Linked DNA regions of Mus musculus: region 1 is linked to region 2. The links are chromatin contacts, found by Hi-C or POLR2A ChIA-PET in ENCODE. All regions are on one chromosome and are shown on one strand. Each heading gives the region's core, a stretch centred on a gene start or an enhancer-like site at or near the end of the contact. The rest is flanking DNA. Distances are from core to core; before and after follow the strand shown. Region 1 has its middle 11 kb from the start of Gm39610. Region 2 overlaps Gm12059 (a long non-coding RNA gene).

Region 1 (4,468 bases), core at 1,287-3,786, 47 kb after region 2:
GCCAGAAACTAAACAAAAATCAAAAGGAACAAAACCCCAAATCTAGTTTAAAAACTTTATTAAAGAACTGCATACATGCCTGGCATAAAGTCCCACAGTAGAATGCTTTGCTTGGCATTGGCCAGGCCTTGGGCTGAAAAAATGAAAAAGAAAATTAAAAAGGCAAAAATTGAACATGAATGACAAGACATCTGCAGAGGCACGTAATGATGAATTCAGAGCCCAGTGTAATCTATCACCTCCGTAATGTCACTACCAGGTTTTCTATCTCAATCTTCGGAACTTCTGAGACCTCAGCAACTCTTCTGTATCCTCCAGCCAAGAGGCATAAAGTTCTAGAGGTTCACTACTTCTTCTTCTTCTTCTTCTTCTTCTTCTTCTTCTTCTTCTTCTTCTTCTTCTTCTTCTTCTTCTTCCTTCTTCTTCTTCTTCTTCTTCTTCCTCTTCCTCTTCCTCTTTCTTCTTCCTTCTTCCCTCTTCCCTCTTCCCTCTTCCTCTTCCTCTTCCTCTTCTTCTTCTCCTCCTCCTCCTTCTTCTTCGAAAGATTTATTTATTTCATTTATATGAGTACACTGTAGCTGTCTCTTTTCAGACACACCAGAAGAGGGCATCAGATCCCATTACAGATGGTTGTGAGCCACCATGTGGTTGCTGGGAATTAAACTCAGGACCCCTGGAAGAGCAAGCAGCCAGTGCTCTTAAATGATGAGCCATCTCTCCAGCCTGAGATTCACTTCTTTTTTTTTTTAAGATTTATTTATTATTTATTATGTAAGTACACTGTAGCTGTCTTCTGATGCACCAATAAGAGGGTGTCAGATCTCATCATGGGTGATTGTGAGCCACCATGTGGTTGCTGGGAATTGAACTCAGGACCTTCAGAAGAGCAGTCACTGCTCTTACCTGCTGAGCCATCTCTCCAGCCCGAGATTCACTTCTTTAAAAAAATTTTTTTTAACATTTAATTATTTTGTGTATACGTGTGGGCACCATCGTGCACATGATGCACATGAAAAGTCAGAGGTCAACTTGTGAGAGTCGTCTCTAGGACTTGAACTCAGATCATCAGGCTTGCTTGAAGGTACTTTCCAGGCTATGCCACTTTGCTAACTCTAGTTGTCTCCTTTGCTAGGAACCTGTTACTCTCCATTCATGACTTACATTTGGTTTCATTATTTGTGACTTGAAACTCACCTCCCAGGCTGAGCAGGGCACACCAAGTCTTTAGTCCCAACACTTAGGAGGCAGAGGCAGCCATGTCTCTGTGAGTTTGAAGCCAGCCTAGTCATTATAGGCATGTTCCAGGCCAGCTTCATAGTGAGACTGTCTCAAAAAGAAAAAAAAAAAAAAAAGCCAGGTGGTGGTGGTTCATACCTTTAATCCCAGCACTTGGGAGGCAGATCTCTGTGAGGCCAGCCTGGTCTCTCTAGCATGTTCCAGGCCAACCAGGGATATATGAAGAAATCCTGACTCAAAAAAACAAAACAAAACAAAATAAAAAACAAAAACAAAAAAGAAAGAAAAGAAACAAAACCAACCTCCCCATCTCACCAGTCTATCTGATACCAGGTTCTTTTTCGGTGTGGGAGATTGAACCCAGAGCCTGTGCATATGCTAAGCAAGACAGTTACCCAGAGGTACAACCCCAGTCAAAGACTAACCTTCTAAAGGCAAAGAACTAGTCATCTTTTCTTTTCTTCTTTATTCTTTTTTGAGACAGAGTCTCACATAGCCCAGTCTGCCCTCAAATTCACTATGACAGAGGATGACCTCAAACTTCAATCCTGCTACTCCCTTCCTTCCCACGAAGTATTCCAAGCCCTTCGCAGAGTAATAAAAAGTCCAATCCTGTGTGAGTAGGATGGGAGTCAGGGGCAAATGAGGGTGTTCCCCAGGTATAAGTCTGTCTCCCCAGTCTCCACCATTTCAATAGGAGCACTGGCCCTTGTAAAGCAAATAGAGTCTGATCAGACAGCCTTTTTTTTTTTTAAGTTTTTTTGAAACAGGGTCTCTGTGTGTAGCCCTGGCTGTCCTAGAATGCACTCTGTAGACCAGGCTGGCCTGGAACTCAGAGATCTGCCTGCCTCTGCCTCCTGAGACAACCTACATTTGTTGCAAAATCAAATGACTATAGCACAGTTCTGAAAATCTGAATATTCCCTTTGGAAAGTAACAGGAGAACTACAAGCTGCCATAAACACATTTAAATTTCAGCATTACTTGCAATGGTAGTAACAGGAAAAGGTACATGACACTTTTTTAAAACGTGGATCTCCCCCAAGATCTGTAACTAAATGAACCCTGGGGCTGCACCGTTTGGCAGTTGCATCCAGTCCTCTGGTCCAAGCCCTTTTGGGGAACTGGATATGCCCGGCTCAGCGCCGTGGCAGAGAGTGTGTGAGGAATGTACCTCCAAGTCCCAGAAGATCTGATACCGAGCATGATTATTTTTAGAGGTGACCTCCTAGGCTCTTTAGGAACGTAAACAGATGCATGTGACTCCCCCTGGGAGCTGCAAGTAAACACATGGCCCACGTGCACAGGCGGGTGAGGTCCATAGCCAAGTGCACAGGTGGCTGTCCTGTCCTGCCAGGTGAACTAAGGTCCATCAGAAGGAGGCAGGGGAGACGAAGGGCTCACAGCTTCTAACTGTTCAATCTGGAAACAGCAAGTGGATAAACTACAACACTTCCCCTATGAAAAAGAAAAACACTAAAACATTACGTTATTTATTGCATTTTATTGTATTCTATTTATTTGTTTTCCCTTACACTATGTCTATCCCTCTGTGTGTGTGTGTTTTGCCTGCGCCTGGCGCCCCTGGAGGCCAGGAGAGGGTGATAAATCCCCTGAACTATAGTTACATACAACTATGAACAGCCTTTCATGGCTGGTCCCCTGTAAGAGTAGTGAGTGCTCTTAAACACTGAGCCATCTCTACAGCCCCATGATGTATGTACATCTTTATCTTAGCTTGGAGAGACAGTTCTGTTTTGTTTGTTTTGTTTTGTTTTGTTTTGTTTATTTCAAGCTATGAGCTTTAAGTCACTGAGTTCATGATAACTTGTAATGGCAGCAATAAGAATGTGTTACTAGGCTGGTGAGATGGCTCAGTGGTTAAGAGCACCGACTGCTCTTCCAAAGGTCGTGAGTTCAAATCCCAGCAACCACATGGTAGCTCATAACCATCTGTAATGAAATCTGATGCCCTCTTCTAGTGTGTCTGAAGACAGCTACAGTGTACTTACATATAATAAATAAATAAACATTTTTTAAAAAGGAATGTGTTACTATCAGTCAACACAAATCTGGAGCTGATTTTACTTTGAGATTTATTTATTTTATTTTATGTGTATGCGTGTTTTGCCTGCATATATGTCTGTGTACCACATGCATGCCTGGTGCTTGCAGAGGTCAGAGGAGGGTATCAGATGCCCTGAAACTGGAATTACGGATGGTTATGAGCCATCATCATGTGTATGCTGGATACTGAACCCAGGTCCTCTTCAAGACAACTCTTGTTCTTAAGCACTGAGCCATCTCTCCAGCCCCAGCACAGGTCTGACTTTTGCTTGAATGACAGCTGTTCTTTTGTAGCCTAACCAAAATGAACATCTTTTAAATATAAGTGATAATTTAGGCAAAAATATTTACTCGATTTCCTGTTATTTCCTGTTTTAAGTTGTCATATCTTCTAAGTGTAAATAATTTTTAGAAATACAAAGAAATCCTTACTAATTTGAAGTATGTGGACAAGATTATTATCAGTATCTGGTCCCCCAAAGTGGTAATAAAGAAATAATATGTATATAACTTCTTTTTACTAAACAGTATTTCATATTTTAGCATACATACATTATACCTAAAATATATTTAAGTATTATTGGTATTTGGTGTATATTGTTCACTAATGGTGACAGGAGATTTCACAAAAGCAAACCAGAAGAATACTAAGTAGGGCCAGGGTGTAGCTTAGTGGCAGGGCATCTGCCCAGCACATCTGGGTTGGCTCTCTCTGGGCAGATGGCTTAGTTGGTAAAGTGCTTGCAGCACAGCAAGAAGACTGGCTCTCATCCTCTGTACGCTCACTGAGTCAGGCTCTATGGCACATGCTTGGAGCCCTAGTGTCAAGGAGGCAAAGACAAGAGGGCCTCTCCTGCCAGTCTAGCCTGGTTGTCAAGCGAGATCCCAGTGCACAAAGCGAGATCCCTACCTCAAAGCACAAGGTAGAGAGCTTCTCGGGAATGACACTGGCTTCCACAGACAGGCACACACACATACACCTGCAAACATACCAATACATGAAAACACAGAGACAGATACACACACACACACACACACACACACACACACACACACACACACCTGATAATTCAGTACTGTGATGAAAGCAGAAATGCTTGAATAAGTTTCTTTTTTCAGGTTTCCCTACCTAACTGAACAGCAAAGACTTCATAATTGCCTATGA
Region 2 (3,934 bases), core at 24-2,523:
AAACTTACCACTCAATCCCTATGGAGTTTTTTAGTCAAGACAATGCATTTACATTGCTTTACTTCAATTTTTTTCTGCTAGGGACTAAACACTGAGCCTGTAAACATGACTATAGACAACTGTCACTTAGCTGACTCTCCTGAGCTGCAGACTACACCTTACATTCTACATTCACAGTCCATGTTCCCAAACTTCAGCCAGGCGTGGCGGCACAAGGCGGGAATTCTGCTCTGAGAAGCCGAGAAAACTAAGCTCCAGGCCAACCTGGGTTACAGAGTAAACCCAGTTTCTAAAACAAATCTCCTATCAGCTCTTCTACTCAAATGTCCTGCTAATGCCTCAAAACCAAAATCCATTCGTTTCAACACACATCATTCCAAATTGGTTATCAACCTTCATCCCAAACAGGTTTGTTCTATTTGGTTTTCCAATAGAGTGATTGGCCGAGGTGTCTCCATACTCAGCGTCTGGGTCTGGAGGATGGCCGTTTTGTCCCGATGCTCCTCACTCTTCCTCAAGGGCTAGCCTGAGCCTTCTTTCTGCAGAACCTGGCCTCGTCTCCCTCCACCTCCCATCCTAGGGCTCTGAGGAAAGCCTCGCTTGCCCCTGGGTCCTACCAACCAGGAGCACGAACGCGCCTTGCGAACTCGCGTCAGCACTGCCCTAGACCTTCAGTCAGGGTACAGATCACCTCGCCCACTAGCGCTGAGCGCACCGGGCTGGACCGCCTCTGCACACGCGCACAGCGGCAGGGCCGCTCTAGGCACGCAGCGCGGTCCTGTCTCGTTGGTACCGGCGCTGACGGCGCCCGCCCTGTACGCTGGAGCGGGAGGCTGTCCTGCGTGCTGTTCCCACGCTCTTCTCCACACCTCCGCAATAAAGGCGCGGGCGGCGCGCACTCCAGCGGGAAGAGGGATCGCACTTCCTCAGAAGGCTAGAGGTCCCTCCCTCAGCCGTCACGGCTCCCCCCCATCCCCCGTGGCCCTTAATCCCCTGGTGCGGGGGCTTGTTTCTAAGGCGCTGAGCCCTTCACCTTTCCGGAGCCCGGCATGGTGCTGGCAACGCCTCTCTCATCGCCTCGTTTTAAAAATAATGCGTTAAAAAAATTCAGTTTGCTATGCGAACAGCATTCCAACAGTACACAATTATATCCGAAATAGTTAAGCAATAAAAGAAAAAAAAAATGACGGGCGTTGTTGAGGCAGGAGGATTACTGCGAATTCTACTCCACCTTGGGCTACATACCGAGATTGTGTCAAAAACCACGGAGTGGGGGAAATTAAGTGAAGTAATCGTCTACGTTGGGAACCAAAGGTATAGTCAAGGTCAGCTTGAGACATGCCTGGGCTACCTAAGGTGGCTCTGCCCACCAGAGTGGGACACAAAACCCACAAGGATGAGGGTATTGTCATACTGCTATGTAAATGTAGAGTTTTCAAATATGCACAAAGGGGTTTTTGGTACCTGTTTTTCCAGGTCTTAGATACATTTTAAGTGGTCGTATGGCTATTCTAGTTGTTTAAAGAACCCATAGTTACTGGGCTTTTAAGGTATTTACAATTTTTCATTTCTACAAGCAGTGATAGATTGCTAGATCAAAGGGAATGCCCATTTGTAAGATTCTGAACCTTAACAGAGGCTTCCTAGAAGTGTTCTTATTAAAATGCATTTTCCCAGTAAGTATTAGAATGCTGCGTGACAGCATGAATCATTCTGTTACTAGTCAGCCTTTTGTCAGACTCTTGTATGAATTTGCATTTTGTTACCTAGGTATAAAACTGAATACTTTCCATATACTTACTGGTTCTTTATGAATTCCTTGCTTATAAGTTGTTTTCTTTATATTCGAGGTATTAACATTTTTAAAACTTACAGTGCTTTTGTATATTAGCAATATTAACTTTTATTTAAAGATTGCAAAAATCGTTTGGCTATTAAAGCCAGTAAGGTTTAGTTTGTGAAAGGTTTTAACTTTGTGGTAGGCATACCTAATCAAGCTTCCGTCCCTCTCCAACTCCCTGCTTACCTGATTGCATTTCCGTATACACTTGCAGGGTTTTTATTGTACATGTGCACATATGTCGTTTACTTCATTTGAAGTTTACTTAAAAGGAGTAGTCTTGCACGCGCTCGACTGGCCAGGAAGAACTGGTGCTGCTTTTATAGGCCTAGGAGGGGCGTGTCTCACACCCGGATTGGTTATGCACTAAGCCTCATTTGCATGTTCCTCATCTGATTGGCTACTCTCTCTCAGTACCTTACAGAACCTCATTATCATACCTCATTTGCATGTCTCACATCTGATTGGTTATACTCTCCGTACCTTACAGAACCTCATTATCATGCCTGGGCCAGGCAGTGTCTTTGCAAAAAACTTTACTGCATATGTACACATTGGTTGTTTGTCCAATCTTATGCGTGGTGGCCAGCAGTAGTCAGTGCCACTCTGCAACGGCACATGTGGCTTCCCACAGAGTAGGAGTTTTCAAAAAGCTTCTCTTTTTTTTTTTTTCTTCCAAGACAGGGTTTCTCTGTGTAGCCCTGGCTGTCCTGGAACTCACTTTGTAGACCAGGCTGGCCTCAAACTCAGAAATCCACTTGCCTCTGCCTCCCGAGTGCTGGGATTAAAGGCGTGCGCCACCATGCCGGGCCATAAAAAGCTTTTTTAAAAAAGGGCTGGTGAGATGGCTTGGCTGGTAAAGGCCCTTGCTTTGAAGCCTCGGGTCCTGAGTTGGATCCTTAGAACCCACATAGTGGAAGGAGAGAACCAACTCTGACAAGTTGTGATATGCATCTCTTTCCACATAGTAAAATAATGTAATAAAATGTAAAAGGGAAAAGAGGGGCTGGAGATGTAGTTCAGTGATAAAGTATGTTGCCTAGAATCTTCCAGATCCTAGATACGATGCTCAGTTATGGCAGAGGCAGGCAGATCTCTTGAGTTTGAGGCCAGCCTGATCTACAGAGTGAGTTCCAGAACAGCCAGGGATACACAGAGATACACAGAGAAACCCTGTCTCAGAGAGAGAGAGAGAGAGAGACAGACAGACAGACAGACAGACAGAAAAGAAAATGCTGCTTTTACAAAACCCTAACTTTCCAAATGTGCCTTTCCGTTTATTCCATTGATTTGCTACTGAACAGTAATACTGTTTCAGTGAATCTTTAAAAAATTGTTTTATTCTGAATTTGTATATATTATTGTGTGAGTGTATGTGCAAGTGTGTGTGTGCATGCACGTGCATGAGAGAATATGTTTAAGTGTGTGTATGTTTGTATGTGTGTGTATGTATGTATGTGTGTCAGTGTGTATGTATGCGCATGTGTGTATGCATATATGTGTGTCAGTGTGCATGTGCATGTGTATGTATATATGTATGTGTGTCATTAGTATGTGTGCGCACATGTGTGTGTATTAGAGGAAAGTGTCATGGAACTGCTTCATTCCTCCACCTTTACATGGGATCCAGGAATTGAACTCGGGTTGTCAGATTTTGTACTAAGTGCTTTTATCTGCTGAACCATTTTCTTGGCCATCAAATTTTAAAAATATATTTATTATTATTTGTGTGTGGATGATGAGAAGGCACGTGTGCCATGAGATGCATGTGGAAGTCAGGGGACAACTCTGTGGACTTGCCTCTCCCCTTTTACTTTTCGTGTGTGGGACACTCGGTGTGAGCATCCCTGCAAATGCTATGGCAGGCAGAGCAGTAACGGGAGTGACGTCCGTGTGAGGCAAGAAAGACATCTGCTTCAGCTCCACTCAGTAGCTGCTGTCCGTTCACACCTCTAAAGTCTGATCTTGGGCAGTTTATTCTAGGCACATTTAAGTACAGTACAGCTTTGGAAAAAGTTTCCTGGTAACAGTTAACCAAATCCCATGTGCATGTTAAAGCTCAAGGCATGACTACATTGAAACCCTTTTGTAAAG

Evidence for each region. Hi-C counts contacts between places; a loop is a spot of excess contacts on that map. ChIA-PET counts read pairs that join two places held with the same protein, here RNA polymerase II (POLR2A).
Region 1: a loop to region 2 is called in a map of gastrocnemius, with 2.0 times the contacts of the local background. The contact joins two enhancer-like sites. A Hi-C loop is called at or near these places in 2 of 37 maps with a recorded cell type or tissue (both gastrocnemius). POLR2A ChIA-PET finds 5 or more read pairs at or near these places in 3 of 5 experiments (all embryonic stem cell).

The regions. Positions count from the first base shown.
Region 1 is chr11:23,112,367-23,116,834 of GRCm38, forward strand. No RefSeq gene overlaps it. Among named protein-coding and RNA genes, the nearest start is that of Gm39610, 11 kb to the left of the region's middle. Within about 2 kb of position 2,537, at least 1 of the 3 ENCODE cell types and tissues checked has a DNase peak (open chromatin) inside an H3K27ac peak, as active enhancers do.
Region 2 is chr11:23,067,093-23,071,026 of GRCm38, forward strand. It overlaps Gm12059 (a long non-coding RNA gene), which reads left to right. Exons shown (of 2, transcript XR_872307.2): 1 at 1-1,325. Among named protein-coding and RNA genes, the nearest start is that of Gm12059, 4.0 kb to the left of the region's middle. Within about 2 kb of position 1,274, at least 1 of the 3 ENCODE cell types and tissues checked has a DNase peak (open chromatin) inside an H3K27ac peak, as active enhancers do.